Regions from separate parts of the Homo sapiens genome. Here all the other regions are linked to region 1. The links are chromatin loops, found by intact Hi-C in ENCODE. Cell type or tissue: gastrocnemius medialis. All regions are shown on one strand.

What was found. A loop is a pair of places that touch in the nucleus more often than their neighbours do. Peaks named below come from ENCODE experiments on the same cell type or tissue, not always from the same donor. Only the 100,000 strongest peaks of a DNase experiment are listed, where the experiment ranks them.
Region 2: it touches region 1 in a loop (8-fold over the local background); 54 of 110 quality-filtered maps call a loop at or near these places.
Region 3: a loop joins it to region 1, with 13 times the contacts of the local background. A loop is called at or near these places in 71 of 110 quality-filtered maps.
Region 4: it touches region 1 in a loop (20-fold over the local background); 46 of 110 quality-filtered maps call a loop at or near these places.

The regions. Positions count from the first base shown.
Region 1 is chr1:7,644,576-7,649,575 of GRCh38, forward strand. The region is part of intron 7 of CAMTA1 (calmodulin binding transcription activator 1); the gene reads left to right. Among named protein-coding and RNA genes, the nearest start is that of VAMP3, 120 kb to the right of the region's middle. In gastrocnemius medialis, CTCF peaks have their summits at 2,852 (motif pointing left) and 3,057; DNase peaks (open chromatin) are centred at 830, 1,105 and 4,626; H3K27ac peaks cover 1,671 bases.
Region 2 is chr1:6,724,677-6,729,676 of GRCh38, forward strand. LINC01672 (long intergenic non-protein coding RNA 1672) reads left to right here and starts at 69. Exons shown (of 2, transcript NR_104620.1): 1 at 69-174. In gastrocnemius medialis, a CTCF peak has its summit at 2,973; no DNase peak of the experiment used is centred here; H3K4me3 peaks cover 440 bases.
Region 3 is chr1:7,040,054-7,045,053 of GRCh38, forward strand. The region is part of intron 3 of CAMTA1 (calmodulin binding transcription activator 1); the gene reads left to right. Among named protein-coding and RNA genes, the nearest start is that of CAMTA1-AS3, 28 kb to the left of the region's middle. In gastrocnemius medialis, a CTCF peak has its summit at 2,843 (motif pointing right); no DNase peak of the experiment used is centred here; H3K27ac peaks cover 2,059 bases.
Region 4 is chr1:7,222,415-7,227,414 of GRCh38, forward strand. All of the region lies in intron 4 of CAMTA1 (calmodulin binding transcription activator 1), which reads left to right. Among named protein-coding and RNA genes, the nearest start is that of CAMTA1-IT1, 140 kb to the right of the region's middle. RefSeq lists enhancers at 1,914-2,414, 2,415-2,915. In gastrocnemius medialis, no CTCF peak of the experiment used is centred here; no DNase peak of the experiment used is centred here.

The sequences.
Region 1 (5,000 bases):
TGCCTTCTTTTACATGGTCCAAAATGGCTACTCCAGCTCCTGCCATTGCAACTGCATTCCAACCAGTGGAAAGAGGAGAAAATAAGGTGGAGGGTGAGTTCCTTCCCTTTAAGCCCACAACTTGCATACATCATTTCATCTCTGGTGTCGTTGGACAGAATTTTGTCATATGGTTACTCCTAGTTGCAAGAGAGTCTGGGAAGTGTCGTTTTTTGCTTTGTAGTTCCATCCTAACGTACTTTGGGGAAAGAGGTTCTGCATGTGAATCATTCAGGGCTGAGTAGAGCTGTGCTTAGCCTGGGGTGCCCCTGTGGGCTTCAGCTTTCTGGCTTATAGTGCACAGAATTGCCCATCTCAGTCCAAGGCCTGGCAATGACTGTCTGAGGCGCCGTCTGAGGCCTGGAGTTTACAGTACGCAAGTGATCTAAAGCTTAGTATGTCTCATCCTGGAAATTCCAGGGTCTGTTCCAATGCAGCTGGTCTGAGAGAGCACCAGATTTGCACCCAGTAAACCCCCATAGTGTGAGTGAGGAGCTGAAGGGGGAGTCCTCTCCTCCCAGATTAGCCACTGAGAGATGACTTTGAGTGGAGTCGACTGCTCTGCCAGGCAGGCTCTGTGCTTCTGTCCTGCCAAGCTGGCAGGAAACTTGCTCAGTGATCTTGGGCTGCTCAGAGCCACAGTGGTTCTAAACTGCCATGCCCCAAACCTTGCACCCTTGGCTCCACTGGAACCTACAGAAAGCCAGATGGAACCGTTTCCTCGGAGAAGATCCTCTCCCTCTGAGCACCCGTGGCTTTCTTCCCTGCCCATTTCCTGGCAGCCCAGGAGGGGATGGCACGCCAGGCATTTCCCAGCAAGCTGTTGGTGAGGTTGTTCCATCCGGAGTGAGTGGCGAGGGCATGACTTCTAAGCTGTGTTCACAGCCCTTCCCGTGTGGTGATCTTGTCCCAGCTCTCCCACCTGGAGGCTCCTCTTGGAGTGCCCTGGCTGGCCAGATGGCCCTGCAGCCATGAGCAAGTCCTAGGCCTTCCTGCAGGCTTCGAAGGCCCGGAAATCAGCAGGCAGCTCCCCCAGCCGCCTCGGGGTTTAGCTCCACCCTGCCTGCCAGCCCCAGAGCTCCGCTGGCATCAGGCCAGAGTACTCAGGCCTCTGGGGCAGGTGTCCTCTGCAGCACTGGGCGGGCGGCAGGAGGGCTGGCTGTGGAATCAGCAGAGCCCCAGGGCCTACGCCCACACCACACAAGTGCTCTGTGCACCTCCATGCTTCTGCACGGGCACACGACGTATCCACAGGCACGAGTGTGTGGGGATTCAGCACCTCCACCCCCACACTTCCTCCAAAAGCAACCTCACCTCCATGGCAGGTGGTGGAGGCCATAGTAAATGTGAGGCCACAAAGGCCATGTTGAAAGTGGAGGTGGAGGCCATCCTGAATGTGGGGTGGAGGCCATAGTGAGTGCAGGTGAAGGCCCTGGTGAGTTTGGTGGGGGCCCTGGTGAATTGGGTGGAGGCCATGGTGAGTTGGGTGGAGGCCCTGGTAAGTGTGAGCGGAGGCCCCGTTGAGGTGGATGGAGGCCCTGGTGACTGCAGGTGGAGGCCATGGTGACTGTGAGGGTGGAGGCCATGGTGATTGTGAAGGTGGAGGCTATGGTGAGTTGGGTGGAGGCCCTGCCCTGGTGAGTTGGATGGAGGCCATAGTGAGTGTGGTTGGAGGCCACGGTGAGTTGGGTGGAGGCCCTGGTGAGTTGGGTGGAGGCCACGGTGAGTTGGGTGGAGGCCCTGGTAAGTTGGATGGAGGCCATAGTGAGTGTGGTTGGAGGCCCTGGTGAGTTGGGTGGAGGCCCTGGTGAGTGTGACTGGAGGCCCTGTTGAGGCGGATGGAGGCCCTGGTGACTGAGGGTGGAGGCCATGGTGACTGTGAGGGTGAGGGCCCTGGTGAGTGGTTGGAGGCCATGGTAACTGTGAAGGTGGAGGCTGTGGTGAGTTGGGTGGAGGCCCTGGTGAGTTGGGTGGAGGCTCTGGTGGGTTGGGAGGAGGTCCTGGTGAGTGTGAGCAGAGGCCCTGGTGAGGTAGAGGCCCTGGTGACTGAGGGTGGAGGCCATGGTGACTGTGAGGGTGAAAGTCATGGTGAGTTGGGTAGAGGCCATGGTGACTGTGAGGGTGGAGGCCATGGTGAGTGGGGTGGAGGCCACAGTGAGTTGGAATGGAGGCCCTAGTGAGTGTGAATGGAGGCCCTGTTGAGTTGGGTGGAGGCCCTGGCAAGTGTGGGCTTGCTTGTGCTGTCATGGCCCCCACAGTCCATCTCCCCTAACACACTGGTCCTCACCTGCAGCCTGTTGGTTTTCCAGGGGCCAGGGTGTCAGTCCTGCCAGCCTTCAGCATCTGTAAGGCAGTGCTGCCGAGACACCACACCGTTTCCAGTACCGGGCCTCGGATGGGGTGGCTGCAAACGGGCCCCTCATTGCTGAGCAGTGGCTGCAGTGGCAGAGAAATCTGCTCAGAGCGGCTGCTTAGCCAGCACCTGCTCTCCAGGGACCCAGCTCAGGCTGGGAGAGGTCGCAGAGCCCAGGATCCCCAGACCCCCAGCCTCCCTCCCTCTGTTCCGGAGGCCCTCGCTGTTGCCAGTACCCAAGCCTGGGGTTGTATGTTCAGTGCGCCTTTTGTTTTCTCATAATTTTTCAGACAAAGACCAAAGATCCAGAAGGGGGGGGGGCTGTGTTTATTTGTTTTGTTTTTTGCTTAGATTGTAATCCTGGTGATTATAGAATATCAAGAAGGAAAATCAACAAAGCCTTCCTTCCTGGGGCTCGCGGAGCCGTTCCTGGTCGACCAGCGCCACCTGGTGGCCAGTGGCAGCGGCCCCGCTCGGAGATGGGAGCCCCAGGGAAGCCTGACTCCCCGGTCCAGGCCACCTGGAGCTTGCAGGCGGGGGCCTGTCCCACCCGCGCCTCTGGACCTGGTGTCTGAGATGTGCTAGGAGGCTGTTTGGGGACCTGCTCTGTAATTCTGGAGTGGTGGGGCTTGGGGTGGGGCTGGAACTAGCAGCAGGAGACCCTAGGGAGAGGTGCCTGTGCCCACCTTTTTTCCTCTCCAGCTCAGTCGATCCTGATCCAGTATCACCTGGCTGGCTGGGGACGGCGGGCTGGGAGCTCCGAGCCTGACTAGGAACAGGTATCCCTAAGGCTCAGCCAGAGCCCATCGAGGAAGGACAGCAGCCAGCCTAAAAGTCCGGACGTAGTGGCTTACGCCTGTAATCCCAGCACTCTGGGTGGCCGAGGCAGGAGGGTTACTTGAGCCCAGGAGTTCAAGATCAGCCTGGGCAACATGGCGAGACCCTGTCTCTACAAAAAATAGAAAAATTAGCCAGATGTGGTGGTGCACACCAGTAGCCCCAGCTACTTGGGAGGCTGAGGTGGAAGGATCACTTGAACCTAGGGAGTTCAGGGCTGCAGTGAGCTGAGATGGCGCCACTGCACTCCAGCCTGGGTGACAGAGCAAGACCTTGTCTAAAGAAAAGAAGAGAGAGAAGAGAAGAGGGCTGGACATGGTGGCTGACACCTTTAATCCCAGCACTTCGGGAGGCTGAGGCAGGTAGATCACCTGAGGTCAGGAGTTTGAGACCAGCCTGACCATGTGGTGAAACCTGTTTCTACTAAAAATACAAAAATTATCTGGGCATGGTGGCAGGTGCCTGTAATCACAACTACTTGGTAGGCTGAGGCAGGAGAATCACTTGAACCCAGTAGGTGGAGGTTGCAGTGAGCCAAGATCGTGCCATTGTGCTCCAGCCTGGGCAACAGAGTGAGACTCCACCTCAAAAAAAAAAAAAAGAGAGAGAGAAGGGAAGAGAGCTGCAAAAACTTTTCCCCCATGGAGCTACAGGTGTGGGCACAGTAAGGAGTGGGGGGATCAGCCCCGGGTGGGAGAGAGAGGGGGTGTTGTTAGAGGGACTCTTTCTGGCCAGCAGTGTTCACTTAGAGGCGTGTTCCAGGGTCACTACCTCTGAGCAGAGACTTCTGGGATAGGAGCAAATGGCTGAATGTCAGGAGTGAGCTCGGGCCCCCCAGGCCACCCAGTTCTGGGGCTCAGAGGGAGCCGAGCCGGCTGCAGTCTTACCCTGGAATCCACCAAGGTCCCAGAAAGCCTGAGCAGAGACAATGGTTCCCCCTCAGAACCACCTGGGAGGGGCTGAAAGGCAGGCCCTTCCCCAGACATTCTGACTCCCTGGGTCTGGAGTGGGCTCCAGACACTGAGTTTTTTATGAAGCTAGGTTCTTGTGCTGGGGTCCCCAGGACCATACTTTTTAAGGAACCCCGGCCTATAGCAGCCTCTGGCGAGAGGCCAGCCAAGAGCAGGACCAGCACCTCTTTGGGCCACAGGCCTCCTTTCTCACATCCAGGTGCGAGGAGGGCAGGCGTTGGAGGCCACACGGAGCTTAGTGTAGCCACACTCCCAGAGGAAGCCAGTCCCCAGCATGCACTAAGTACTGGGTGTACCATTTCTGGATGTTCCAGGACTGTGTGAGGACTTTCCGTAGACTCTGGGTTAAGAAATACGACTCTAGAAGTTTCCTTGTTTTGCAGCTGAGGTGTTGGTGCCGGCACATGGTGGAGCCTTGCCAGACACTTGTTGACTTGCACTTGTGAGAAACCCTGGAGTTGCATAAGAGGAAGCACATCTGTGTCCCCACGGCAGCCCAGACAGCAGCTCGGTCCCTGAGAGCAGAGGCCCGGCTCCCTGCCTGCATCTGCGGGGCCTGGGAGTCATGGGGGAGGCAGCGATAGCGCTGGGGGTTCCTGGAGAGGATTTCCTCTGCCTTTTACCCTTCCCTTTGGGAAGGAGCTGCTGCCATGAGGAGCAGGCAGGGCAGGTTCCTGGAATCTCCAGGTGGGTCCCAGCCCTCTTCCTGGCTCCTGCCAGAATGCCTGCAGCCCCCTTCCAACCTGGCATGGAGGACAGCAGAGGGTGGGCACGGAGAGGCTGACTTGAGTGTGGGGCTT
Region 2 (5,000 bases), 920 kb before region 1:
TGAACATGTCACCGGGGACTTTGGAATGTGTATCCATAACTCCCTGATTTTCAACCACATTCCAGCCTGCCTGACTCATGAAGCGTGGAGCGACCCAGGAACATCCCAGCTCCTCATGTCCCACATTCTTCAGGCTTTCTCTTAGTTTTGGCATGTGCATGTAAATGTCAACAGGTGAGGTGAGATTTGCTGTAAAGAAGCAGATGGTCCCACAGGGTAGGCTGTGGGAGAGATGGAAGTTCTAGCAGGAGATATCACAGCCAAAGACTAGCAATCTAGGCTTATCATTTGTTTAGTGCGTCAGAACCAGTGAGTCGAGGAGGAAAGGAGACCCAAGGCTATGTGGTTGCCCTCACGACTGGGAGTTTACATTTGCTTCCTGCCAGAACCAAGGACATAGCGACCGATGTGCACAGACTTCTCCAAGGTTGTTTAGTCATTGGCAAAAACAGGCCTTCACCCATCCTTGAACTGGGTCCAAGTAACTGAGATGTGCCTGTAGTGGAGGAGCGCAGGTGGAGGTTCTGAGTCCCTGAAGCTCTGCATCTTTACTTTACAAGAGATGCTGCCTGGGAGTTCTTACTTCAGAGTAAGAGGGGTGGCCATGTTATCACCCAGACTAGAACACTTTCCAGAGTGAGAAGAGCCGCTATTAATTATAGGGCAATGGCTAGAATCTGGTCTGTCCCTGGAGAAGAGGGACATCTGACAACCCTATCTTTATTTTATTTTTTTAGATGGAGTCTCGCTCTGTCACGCAGGCTGGAGCACAGTGGTGTGATCTTGGCTCACTGCAACCTCTGTCTCCTGGGTTGAACTGATTCTCCCGCCTCAGCCTCTCAAGTAGCTGGGACTACAGGCGCCCGCCACCAGGCCTGGCTAATATTTGTATTTTTGTAGAGATGGGGGTTTCACCATGTTAGCCAGGCTGGTCTCGAACTCCTGACCTCAGGTGATCTACCCGCCTCGGCCCCTCAAAGTGCTGGGATTACAGGCGTGAGCCATCACGCCCAGCTGGCTATAACCCTATCTTTAGGCCAACTTGTACCCGGCTCCACTATGGAACTCAGTGTCGAAGTGCCCGGGCTTCCTGCCCTGGTTCTGGAGATGGGTGGTGGCAATGGCTGCACAACAGTGTGAAGGTAGTAATGGCCACAGAACTGTGCCCTTCACAGTGGCTAAAAGAGCACATTTTATGTTATGTCTGTTGCACCCCAATGAAAACAAATAGCAAACGTTCTGATATTCCCTCCAAACCAGCTGCTTCTGCTGACTCCTCGTCTCAATTAATCGCGGCTCTGTCTTCCGTTTGCTGAAGCCGAAGACCTCCCCGCTCTCTCAGAGCCCATGTCTGGCACATCAGCGAATCTCGTTGGCACTGCCGTCAAACACATCCATCTAGGATCTCCCCGCACTTCACGCCACCCACCGCGCTAGTCTGTGGATCCCTGTTTCTCTCTTGGATGTAGTAATAGTCACATAGCTGGACTTCTGCCCTGGCACTTCTTCAGCCCCTTGTTAGAGGAATCCTGCTAAATGTTGGATGATTTACCCCCCACCTCCCGCACCCCCCGCCACACACACATAGGAGCTCCACTGGCTCCTCATAACTCTCAGGGTGCCAGCCTGTCTCTGCCATGACCCGAAAGCTCTCCGTCATCTGTCTCCCGCCCCTCCCTCACTGACTCTATCTGCCACCCTCTCCCTGTTGTCCACGCTGCCCCAGCCCCACAGGCCTCCTCCTGTTCCTCAGACTCCCCAGGGATACTCCTGCCTCAGGGCCTTTGCCCTGGCTATTCCCTCCAGCTACAATGCTCTTCCTGAATCTGCATGATTCGATGCCCACTCCCCCATTCTCAGCCTGTCCCCACATCTCAGTGAGCCCTGCCCGGGCCACCCTGGAAAATCTCAGCATCCCAGGCTGGGCGTGGTGGCTCATGCCTGTAATCTCAGCACCTTGGGAGGCCAAGGCAGGCAGATTGCTTGAGCTCAGGAGTTTGAGACCAGCCTGGCCAACATGGCGAAACCCCATCTCTCCTAAAAATACAAAAATTAGCTGAGTGTGGTGGTGCGTGCCTGTAATCACAGCTACTTGGGAGGCTGAGGCAGCAGAATCGATTGAACCTGGGAGGCAGAGGTTTCAGTGAGCCGAGATCATGCCACTGCACTCCAGCCTGGGCGACAGAGCGAGACTCCATCTAACACACACAAAAAAAGCACTTTTTTTTCATCCTCCCAGCACTTCTTGTCCTCCTTGCTTCCCTTGTTTTTTTTTTTTTTCACATTCACACATATGATGATCCAGCATTCTACATATTTTATTTATCTTATTTATTTTCAGTCTTCTCCACTCAAATGTATGATATTTAAGGCAGGGGTTTTAAAATGTCTTGTTCTTGGCCAGGCATGGTGGCTCACACGTGTAATTCTAGCACTTTGGGAGGCCGAGGCAGGTGGAGCACCTGAGGTCAGGAGTTCAAGACCAGCCTGGTCAACATGGCGAAACCCCGTCTCTACTAAAAATACGAAATTAGCCAGGCGTGGTGGCGGACGCCTGTAATCCCAGCTATAATCCCAGCTACTCAGGAGGCTGAAGCAGGAGAATCGCTTGAACCTGGGAGGCAGAGCTTGCAGTGAGCCGAGATCACGCCACTACACTGCAGCCTGGGTGACAGAGTGAGACTCCATCTCAAAAAACAACAACAAAATAAATAAATAAATAAAAATAAAATGTCTTGTTCTCTTTTTTCCTCCAGTGCCCAGATCAGCGCCTGATATATACTTGGCACACAATAACCACTCTTGAAATTCATGAAGGAATCTGGACATTTAGGGGGTTCACAGAATCCGCCGCTTTTAGGGAAGATTCTCTGCCTGATGTGTGAGCGCTCTAACCTCTTCATCTGTGTTCAGTCCCCTTGCAATGCTTCTCTAAGGTCGGCCTACATTTCACTTAATTCAGTGGCTCTCCACTGGGGGCGCTCTTCCCCTTGCAGGGGACATTTGGCAATAAATGAATAAATGGGGACATTTTTGGTTCTTACAAGGGAGGGGAGAGGTGCTACTGGCATCTAGCGGGTAGAGGCCTGAGATCCTGCTATTAATAAATACCCTATGTCATGCTCTGGAAAGCTTCCCATAACAAAAAATTGCCTGGACAGATGTCAACTGTGCCGAGGCTGAGAACCCCGATCTACACTGATCATATTAGGAATGATCTGGTCTGCATTTAATATGAGGGAAGTCTTTTGAGGGCTGTTATGGGTTGAATTGGGTCCCCCAGTTCTTATGTTGAAGGCAAGTCCTATGCCCAGGACCTCAGAATGTGCCTGTATTTGGAGATAGGGCCTTTGAAATAATTTAATTGAAATCATTAGGTTGGGCACGGTGGCTCATGCCTGTAGTCCCAGCTACTCAGGAGGCTGAGGCAGGAGAATCACTTAAACCTGGGAGGTAGAGGTTGCAGTGAGCCAAGATCGCACCACTGCACTCCGGCCTGGGCCACAAGAATGAAATGTTGTCTCAAAAAAAAAAAAAAAAAAAAAAAGAAATCATTAGGGTGGGTCCTAATCCAATACGACTGGTGTCTTTTTTTTTTCTTTTGAGATAGAGTCTCGCTCTGTGGCCAGGCTGGAGTGCAGTGGCGTGATCTCGGCTCACTGCAACCTCTGCCTCCCGGGTTCAAGCGTTTTTCCTGCCTCAGCCTCCCAAGTAGCTGGGACTACAGGCACCCGTCAACACGCCCAGCTAATTTTTGTATTTTTAGTAGAGATGGGGTTTCACCATGTTGGCCAGGATGGTCTTGATCTCTTGACCTCATGATGCTCCCGCCTTGGCCTCCTAAAGTGCTGGGATTACAGGCGTGAGCCACCGTGCCCGGCCTTGGTGTCCTTTTAAAGAGGGGAAATTCGGACACAGGTGCACACAGAGGGAAGATGATATGAAGACACAGGGAGGAGACGGCCACCTTTTGGGCGTGATGATGCGTCTGCAAGTCGAGGGATGTCGAGGCAACCTCTGCAAGCTGCAAAGACAAGGAAGGATCCTCCCTTACAGCCACCAGGGAAAGCATGGCCTTGGGGATGCCTGGGTTTAGATTTCAAGCCTCCAGAACCACGAGAGAATATATATATGTTCTGTCATATATATATATATATGTGTGTGTGTATATATATGAGATGTATATATATGTCTGTGTATATATACATATATACGTATATATACACACATATATACGTGTATATATACATATATATGTATATATATACACACATATATACGTGTATATATACGTATATACGTATATATATACACACATATATACGTGTATATATATACACACATATATACGTGTATATATATACACATATATATCATATATATATATATATGTATATATCAGTCTCTGTCACCCAGGCTGGAGTAGAGTGGCATGATCCTGGCTCATTGCAGCCTTGACCTCCTGGGCTCAAGCAATGCTCCCACCTCAGCCTCCCAAGTAGCAGGGACTACAGGCACATATGCTATGCCTGTAATTTTTTTCGTGTGTATTTTTTTTTGTATTTTTCTTGGAGATGGGGGTTTCACTATGTTGCCCGGACTCAAACTCCTAGCCTCAAGTGATCCTCCCGCCTTGGCCTCCCAAAGTGCTGGGATTACAGGCATGAACCAATGTGCCCCACTGAGATTTCTGTTGTTTTAAGCCACACAGACTTTGGTACTTGGTTAGGGCAGCTGGAGCAAACTAATGCCAGGGCAGAGCCAGTGCTAAATCCAAACTTGATACTAACGGGCTCTATACCCTGTGATGATTAAGGTGTCTTGGAAAAAGAAAGGGTCTTACCAGGACAGTGGTTAGATACTCCCGTGGCAGGAGAGGCCAGAATGTGTAGTCTGTCGGCCATCATGAGGCTCATGACCTAGAGCTGGCCAAGAACACTTGTATAATAAATGTTCAAAGCCACCAGTCACCAAAGCCTTTCATGGGTAAATGACCCCAG
Region 3 (5,000 bases), 600 kb before region 1:
TTAAATAAATGGATTTTACAATTGCAAAGTGGCGACTTTTCTTTTTTTGGGTGGCAACTCACCACAGCCCCACCTTTCAAGTGAAATTTTAGACACGCTAACTGTGATTTTTTTTTTTTTTTGGCTTTTAGCATTTTGGAATAAAGTCGAAAGTTTCAAAAGCTGCCAGCATATTTCAATTTAATCTGCTGCTGTGTTGTCTCTTGATAGCGTAATGCCAGGGCTACAGAGATGTTTTCACGATGTAAATAATTTGTGTACTGTAAGTTGTCTAAACACGGCATGCGTGTGATCCGGTGCAATCAGATTGCTTGGATATGGCTTTACGTGACGGACTGTAATGGTTGCTTCGGAGTCATTAGAGCCTAGTATGTAAATAATCCACATTTTAAAATTGTCTTAAATGTGCTTAGACAATGGATGAATGCCTCCTCTGGATTCATTAATTCCATCAAGAATTCACAGTTCACAGCACCTGAAGGCATCAGCCTGCTTCTTCCCAAATGAGCTCTTGGCACTGTCAGCTTGCCCGTCTCCCAGGTGTACCCGTAAGCAGGGAGTCAGGGGTCATCTTTTCACCTTGACATGTGCAAGGTCATGACCACAGCCAGGTACAATACAGAATAAAACCCTGACCTAGGACTTTCTGCCTTGGCCATGGATCTCCCTCTTTTTTTTTTTTTTTTTAAAGACAGAGTCTCACTCTGCGGTCCAGGCTGGCGTGTGCAATGGCGCGATCTTGGCTCACTGCAGCCTCTGCCTCCCTGGTTGAAGCGATTCCCCTGCCTCAGCCTCTCGAGTAGCTGGGACCACAGATGTGCACCACCATACCCAGCTAATCTTTGTTTTTAGTAGAGACTGGGTTTCACCATGTTGGCCAGGATGGTCTCGATCTCTTGACCTCATGATCTGCCCGCCTCAGCCTCCCAAAGTGCTGGGATTACAGGCATGAGCCATGGTGCCTGGCCCTCCCTCTGTTTTTTAAGACAGGTGCGTGTGGGCGCAGGAGGCGGAGGGCCCTTATGCTGCCCTGGCATTTTGGAGGAGCAGGGAAATGAGATAAAGCTGCAAAATGACTCCCTAAAAGTTGGCCCCAAGCCAGTGCGGGCGACGGTGTCAGCCACCCTTGGTTCATTTTCTACACGAGGCCCCACACGGCCCCGGAGCTGGAGCTTCTACCGAAGGGTTGCCCTCTGTCCCCTTCTCGGCTTCCTCTGCAGAGGGGCTCAGAGCCAGTCCAGTCAGACCTGCGAGGCCTGGGCTGTGGCTGCTGTGGCTTTGCCAGCATCTATTGTCTAAGAGGGCTGGGGAAGCTCACTGTTTGAAACACACACACACAACAGAACATAAATCAGAGGCAGAATCTTTTAACATTTACAGTTTTAAGTGAAATTCCTGTTGAGAGTCTCTTAAGCTAGATTTATATCTGATTTTGCATTGAACTGTGTCGTTATGTGGGGCTGAGAAACTCTTACGAAATTAAGCATAATGCGAAAACATGCTGAAAAGACAGTTCTGTAGAAATGTGAAACATTATTATGTTATAGAATATTGGAGTGAAGAAATACGCATAAAGGCACAATTACCATGGACATTTTCCTTTTAATGATCCTTGTACAATCCTTGGCAGAAAGGTTTGCTGACGTCTCCTCGTAGATAAAGGAAAATTGAGACGATATTGATATTCTACATCCGTTTTGAATTCCAAAGAATATCAGGAGAGCGAACCAGTCTGTCTTCATATTCAAAACAGCAAGGCCTAGACTATCTCGATACCTTGGGAGGATCTGTCATTAGTGTTTGGGGATTTGACTGAAGCCTCCACACTATGGACAGACCAAGTGGTGGCAATAATGTGTGCAGGGGTTAACGTCTGAATGCTCTGATCTGGAAGCTTCTAGAAGCTCCTAGAATGGGTTGAGGTTGTTGGATGCTTGTCCCTGGAGAGTTTTTAGGGTTTAAAGCATCTGTCTAGAATGTCTTGAGAGTGTCCTTGGGGATAGGGTGATAGAGGTGCTTGCTTGTGCTAAGGTTTGTTCCAGGATACCCTGTTCAGCTTTGTTTTCCACAGGAGAATTCCCCTCCTCCAGCCTCTGACTTCTGCTGCCCTGGCTTAGGGCTAAGGGGATATTGATCATGGCCCCTGGGATTTTATCTTTCCTTTCAGTCTCCAGAATGACTCCCAAAGCAGATGCTGCTTCTCTTGCCTCCTCGTCCCCCTTCCCTGGGCTGCCCTGGCACCATAGCCTGGGTACCCAGTGTACCATGGAGTGTGGGCAGAAACGCTGTTTCTTCCTCTTGTTCCTGGCCGACCTTCTTCTCTTGGCTGGGACTTGTGATTCCAGTGGGGGGAAAGGAGCCCAGTTTCCCTGCCTCTCCCTGTTCAGCCCTGGAGCAGCTGGAGCAGGGCTGGTGGTGGCGCTGAGATCGCAAGCCTTCCAGAAACCCTTCCTCCCCCTGAGCTCATGGCAGGTCCCCTGGCAGGGGGAAAGCTTTTGCTAAAAACCTCCCTGAGCCCGTGCCCTCTAAGCCTGGCATTGAGATGCCACCAGCTGGTCGGGGGAGGGGGAGCAGCAGCCGAGATGCCGCCCCAGGTTGGAGCGCGGAGGCCTTTCGCATTTGCTCTGGAAGCATCATCTGAGAAGCCCTAGCGGGTTTTGCTCAGGGTCAGGTGACAGCCAGTCTCCTCCCTTCAGTAGGGCTGGCAGCAGCTCCCGACTCACAGTTCCTTCTCTTCTGCTCTTCTCAGAACCTCTTAAAGGACCTCTAGGCGTTTGTTACCTAGAGTTGCTTGAAATTAAGCTATTTAATTCTAATTTGGCTGTGCAATATCTGATTCTTGACCACCAGAGGTCACTGTAATAAGGTAGAAAGCAGGTGTTTCTGAGAGTCTTCAATGTGTGGTTGCCTCAAGAAAACAAAATGAAATCAACCAAACCACCCCCCAAGTTTCTTCACTGGCCTGGGTGTGCTGCAGTGTGCTCTGGGGCATGGACACGCAGCCCCAGCTTTCTCACTTGTGGAAGGTCTGCCCAGCTGTGGAGCCTGGCAGGACGGGACAGGTGGCCACTTAGGGAACATTTGACTGCCAAGGCCGCTGGCACAGGCCTCTGGGCAGGCTTGCTTTCATAGGATGGTGGGTGCATCGGGGCCTCACTCAGAGGCAGGGGCCCTCCTCTTTCCCCCACCCTACGCTCACCCTGAGCTGCATTCTCAAAGTCCATTTCTGGCAGCAACCTGGGGTTAGATTTTCTTAGGTTAATTAGGCTTGTCTGCCTTACCTTTCTGTGTGTGCACTTGAGTGTGTGCATGTCTCTGTGTGTGTGTGTGTGCACGTGCCTGCTCCGTCAGGTGGGGTCAGTAATAGTGCTGTCCACCTACAGCTATTTGGTGTTAAAAGGAGATGGTGCATGATGTCGGGTGCTTAAAAGCACAGGGCTTGTTTTCCAGCTAGTGTCCGGGAAATGTGAGCCATCAAAATTCTCATCCAGAGGCTCGGCGGAAAACATTTACCCCGTTGCAGAATGGCTTCGACTCTTTCTCAGACCCACCCTTCCTGTCCTCTTTGGTTGGTCATCTTCCTTATATGGTGACGTTTTTCAGTAGAACGTAAGAAACGCCTGCCTTTATTAGCAGTGGCTCCTGAAGGTTGGTTCCAGGGAAGCTGTTTTCGTCTTCGGTGGGTGGCTCACGGGAGAACATTAGGGCCTTGGGGGTGCAGTTTGGCAGGCTTTGCATTTAGCAAATACTCGGGCCCTCAGGCTAGAGCTTTTGTGAGACTGCTCACGCACTGGTTTCTCTTCCAGCTCTAAATCCCCGAGTTGCCGGAACACAGAGAAATTAGAGATGCATGTGATCTCCGCAGGGGGCCAGGCAGCCAGGGGAGAGGGTGGTTCTGGATGCAGGAGCTCACATTCCTCACTGGGAACATTTGGAGGATATAGGTCTAGGGGAGGGTGACTGTATTACCTGGATCCTCCAGAGGGCCATTAGGGCTGCCAGCGGAGGTCAGGAGCAGTGATCTACGGGAGATGCTGCCGCCATCCCCTTCAGTGGGAATTTCTCCTGGATGTCTCTGCAGAAGGCACGTGGGTGTCACATATGCACACACATGCATGCACAGCGCATGGCTGGGGCTGCAGAGCAGGCGCCCCAGTGTCATGGACCCTGTGGCCACAGCTGCTGGGCCTGTTCACACACGGTTGGGACTGGCCAAGGGTCTCACCCAGACTAGACGGGAATGGGGGAGACCCAGAGAGACGCAGAGCAGTGCCGCTGGGGACCCCGGGGACTCAGAGCAGTGCCGCTGGGGACCCTGGGGACTCACAGCAGTACTGCTGGGGACGCCGAGGACGCAGAGCCGTGCCACTGGGGACCCCGGGAAAGCAGGGCAGTGCCACTGGGACCCAGATCATGCCCCTCTGCATGTAACCGATGGCACAAACACCAGGCCTTCAGCAGGGCCATAAGCATCTGAGGCTAGGAAGGCACATGCGTGATTAGCAGATGGGTGATGGGGCCTCTAGCGGGCAGATTCTGTGGTGGCGCTGAAACAGGAGACGTCCTCTCCGACCTTGGAGACCTGGCATTTGGAGCCTGAATGAGCCAGAGACAGGAAGCCTGTCCCTCCCCTCTCTGGGCGACCTTCCGAGGAGGCATCAGCTCTTCCCTTGCTTTGGGGAGGGAACTTACCCTGCGTGCAGTCCTCCTGCCCCCCTGCCTGGCGCATCTTTCCCCCTCACGTCCTCTCCCCCACTCCCTCCTCTTCCCGCCTGTGGTTTTCTTTCCCATTCCTGTCTGCCAGCAGTGCCTCCTCTCCCCATTAACATCCCGCCATTTTGATTAAAAAAAAAAATCCCCCAAAATAAAAACTCATACTTGTTTCTATGGGCTTCCTATGTTTCTTTGGAAGCAGCCTCTTCATAAACCCAGTGAATAAATCTCTTCAATTGTTGAGACTCCTGTAAGAGAGTCTGGTGAAGTATAGCTTGTACCTGAAC
Region 4 (5,000 bases), 420 kb before region 1:
CCCTCCTCTTTCTCCCTTCCTCTTGCCTGACTGTTGACTACAAAATAGGATATTATTTAGGAACGTGTCCTTGCCTCCCTCCCTGGCTCTACATCACCCCATGACATAGTGGCTGTGCTCAGGCGGAGAGTGAGTTATGTTTCTGTGGGCAGGAGTGGGTCATGAGTCCTGAGTCCTCCCTAGACAGCCCCAGCCCTTTCTCTTTGTTCCAAGGGGCCCAGCCACCATATTGATTGTTTCATCCCTCTGCACTGCCCAGAGCTGCCTCCTGGAGCACGCTCTCTTCTTTCCTGATGGCAACGGTCCCACCTGATGGCAATGGTCCCTGGGCCAGAGGATGCCCATTGGTCTTCATGGAGAGAGCTTGGGTCAGGCCCACTTGGTCTCCAATCCTGGCTTCGCCGCGTGCCAGCTCTGCAGTGGTGCCAGCTTATCCTGCTAAGCCTAGCTTCCTCTTCTACGTGGGTATATCTGCCTCAGGTGCAGCTGTGAGGATCCGGGGTGATGCTCATGAGGTGCCCGGCACCCTGTGTGGCACAGAAATGACCAGAAAATACCAACTCACCCAATGCCAAGTCTTCACTGTCCTTAAGATCTCAAACCTTTTTTTCTTGATCTTCTTCCCTTGATGACCAACGCTCTTGTTCCTCTCGCCCTTGCGGGCCACCCCCTCATACATCTTTCCTTGGGCCACAACTTAGGCCTTTGCCTTGCCTTTACTTACCTGTTGATCCACCCACCCACCCACCCACCCACCCATCCAACCATTCATTTCTTGCTTCATTCATCCAGTGATGTACTGAATGTTTCCTACATGTGTATGTCAGGCTAGGGTGAGCAAAGCAGATTCAGTGTCTCCCTACCCTAAACTTAGTGCAGGAGAGGATAGAGACAATGGAACAGGTGCATGTGCGTGTGAGTATGTGTATGTGTGATTGTGTGCGTATGTGTGTGAGTGTATGCATGCGTGTGTGTATGTGTGTGTGAGTGTGTGATGGGAGGTAGGTGCTAACAGGGAGAGTCTTGAGAAATGGATACTAGGGTCACCTAACAGGGTCCTGAGGGGTCAGGAAAGCTTCATAGAGGAAGTGACTCTTACCTCCTTGAGCAGATATAAGCAACCTGAGGCCAGGGGTTGTGCTTTCTAGGGCCTCAGAACACCAGCATCGTCAACAGGTGAGTGCCTGCCATTTATATGAGGCCCTGGGTTTGCAAAGAGGGATGAATATGCAACATAAATAGTAATGCAAAGGGACAGTTAATAAATACTTGTCCGATGAATTCATGGATGCATGTGCCATTGCCAGGCTTATATTTGCTAAGCAATCTTCCCAGCATGTGTTAAATCTCTGACTCACCATGAATAAGGAGCTTAGAAGAGCTCATTTGAGTTTCCACGTGGTTCATGAATATGCAAGCGAGATTCCTTTTAATCTCAAATTTTATTTTATTAGATGTATTTACATGTATTTATTAGTTCTCAGGTTTACCTTGGGGCCTATGGGATATTTAACGAAGGTATCATCCCATCTTCACTGCAGTTGTTAGAGGGCGGGGTGGAAGATTGCTGAATAACTCGATCACCCCAGATGACCAGAGATCTTCTGGGTGTGTAATGACCACAGACTAATCTTAATCATAATCACTACCATGAACCCACATGACATGCAGTTGTATAAAGGATGGGGCACCTTAACGTTTGTAGCACCTTTACATAAAGCCAGAGTGCTCAAGCCATCCTGGACCTCACCCGATGGGAGGGAGAATGATGCTCTGCCAGGTGGAGGCCTTAGGTCTTGTCAGTCTCCTTTTACTGCAGGAGAGGCTGCAGGCTTAGCTGGAAACATAATCGCTGCTCAAGGTCAGGCTGTGCCCAGTGGCCGAGGCGCTTGGTGAGCTTTCCACTGGATGGCCTAAATTTGCACCGCTCTGCAGGCTCTCGTCCCAGTTGGCAAGGGCGCCACAGCTGGATGGCTCAGCGTCCACCCAAAGGGAAGTGGAAAAACCAGCAGCTGGCTGAATCTGAGAAGGTTTTCATGTTCCCAACGAGATCCAAGAGCAAAACAGTTTTCTGAAACTATTTTCCACTTGCTAAAATTAAGGTTATTATTATTATTTTTCAGGAATCTGCTGTGTACGGGTTTTATTTTTAAATGTCATCATCGTTTTGTACAGGAGCACAAAACTCATGAATTCCGTCCCTGCTCAAGCGGGGTCCCAGGTTGGAGGCGTGACACCCGCGCCTCTCCGCTGGTGTCATTGATTGCTAAGGGCAAGGCTCTAGGGTTAGTGGGGACCTGATGAAAGCCCACCTGGGGCTCTTGATGTGGGAGTGTTTGGTGGATATGCCTCCCTGCCCCGCTCCCCAGGGCCCTGCTCCGTAGCTGCTCCATGTCGTCTGGATGGTCCGTTGGCACCCTGCCCACCGCACTTCAGCTTCCCTTGCTGCCACCTGCATGGGCTGCTGCCCTGATGAGTCTCGGGTCACATGAGCTGCATCCTTATTGCCGCAGCCAGCAGATGGCAGAAAGCGCCTTGACCCCATCGTCTAGTGTCTCCTTGACTGAGATGAGGAGGCTGGAGGAGAGGCTAGGAAGAGTCAGGAAGGGGCTGTAAGGGGCCAGCTGGGCAGGGCACTGGAGCCTGGGGCAAATTCTTACTGATCTTGGCAGATCTCTTTTTTTTTTTGAGATGGAGTCTTGCTCTTTTGCCCAGGTTGGAGTGTGGTGGCACGATCGCAGCTCACTGCAAGCTCTGCCTCCCGGGCTCATGCCATTCTCCTGCCTCAGCCTCCCGAGTAGCTGGGACTACAGGCGCCCACCACCATGCCCAGCTAATTTTTATATTTTTTAGTAGAGACGGAATTTCACTGTGTTAGCCAGGATGGTCTCGATCTCCTGACCTCGTGATCCGCCTGCCTCGGCCTCCTAAAGTGTTGGGATTACAGGCGTGAGCCACCGTGCCCGGCCAGCAGATCTCTTTTATTACCCAGAAAGACCTCTACTGTCACCCTTTCCCTCCCCACCAACAATATCCTGGGAGCCTTTTCTCCGAGTGGCCCTGGGAATTCTTCATTTAAGGCATTGGATTTCCCTTGGAACTTCCCTTTCCTGGGGTTGTGGGTGGGGTGTTGCTGAGAACACCTGGGAGGGTCCATCAACAACCCATCAAGAGTGGCGAGGCCGGCACCCCAGTGCAATGTGCCAGCGGGGTTGACAGCTACCCCAGAGGAAAGGGTGGAAGCTCAGACACTTAGCAGGATTTCGGGGGTTCACTTCTCTGCATCAGTCCCTCTTTGGAGAAGGTCACAGGCGCATGATCATAGACTTTTGGTTGGCTCAGAGTTCCCTCGACAGTGGCATTTCCAGCTCAGAAGTTCAGGGTCTAGTCTCCCTGCAGGAAGATGGTGAGTGACAGAAACACATCCCCTCGACTGTTCCAGTGTGGCTCCTCTGCTCATCCCTACAGGGTTCCTGCCAGCAGCGAACCTTTCCGAGCCACTGATTCCTCATCTCAGGGGTTGGGATCCTAGCATCCCCTTTTGGGGGTATCCTAGGATGGCAGATGTGGGATGGCCTGGCGTGTTCAGCCCAGTGCCTGTCCACAGCCCCTTGAGGCAGGTGTTTCCTTCTTGCCTTCTCTGGCTTTGAGTTCAGTTGTCCCCACATCCCCTGAGGATCCAAAAGGGGCTTTTTAACTCTGCTCAATGAGAACTTTCCTTGAGGCCAAACACGTGCCTCCAAAGAACCCACTTTTAGGGGGCATGCAGGCCAAGGTTTATTGCAGTAAAAGGAGGTGACACAAAGCTCACTGCCTCCCCCTCAAATTCCCGCCCCGCCACCTCACCCTCATTGCCTGCCCCTCGTGGAATTACAATCATCTGCTTGTTATTTGTGATTTCCACTTGCCTTCAGGCTGTTCCAGGCAATGGCTGAGTTTCATCACCCTTACATCCCTAGGACTGGGTGCAGAGCAGGTGCCCCGTGAATGCTTGCTGAGTTCATGCTGTAATCCCTGTCCTTTAATTTCATTTAAATTAACATCTTTCTCTCTGATAAAGATAGAACAGGCTCATTGAAGAACATTCTTACCACACAGAAAGATACAACAAAAAGCAACCAACTTCACAAACATCCTCTGAAGTCCCATTTCCCAGAGATAGCCAGGGTCAAGGTTTTAGAGAACTCAATGCTTCCGGACTTTTCCTTATGTACACATAGACATATAGGTGCTGGGTAAGTGAAGAATTCTATAGAAATGAGATCTCACCATGCATTCCATTTTGCAATTTTTTTTTAAATAATGGAGCTCTTTCCATGTTAACAAATAGAGATATGCACATTTTTTCTAATAACTATCTACTATTCTATCAATATCCTGTGATTCATTTACCAAAGCAGTTAACTGAAGCCTTTTTTATTTTTTATTTTTTTTTTGAGATGGAGTCTCGCTCTGTCACCCGGGCTGGAGTGCAGTGGCACGGTCTCGGCTCACTGCAAGCTCCGCCTCCTGGGTTGACGCCATTCTCCTGCCTTAGCCTCCTGAGTAGCTGGGACTGCAGGCACCCACCACCACGCCTGGCTAATTTTTTTGTATTTTTAGTAGAGACGGGGTTTCACTGTGTTAGCCAGCATGGTCTCGATCTACTGACCTCGTGATCCACCCGCCTCATCTTCCCAAAGTGCTGGGATTACAGGCGTGAGCCACCACGCCCGGCCAACTGAAGCCATTTTTAGGGGTTTTCCACACTCTTCCTATCATAAACTAGGCTGTGGAGAATGTCACTCTGTCCGTCTCTGTGCCCCTGTCCGCCCAAATTAGTGGGACCAACCCCTTTTACAGGACACCAACCCCATTTATAAGTAGTTTACAGGATGCTACTTTGCTTCTGTGAACTTATCCCTTTGTTTTATTGTTTTTCGTTTTTGTGAGATGGAGTTTTTGCTCTTGTTGCCTAGGCTGACGTGCAATGGTGTGATCTTGGCTCACCGCAACCTCTG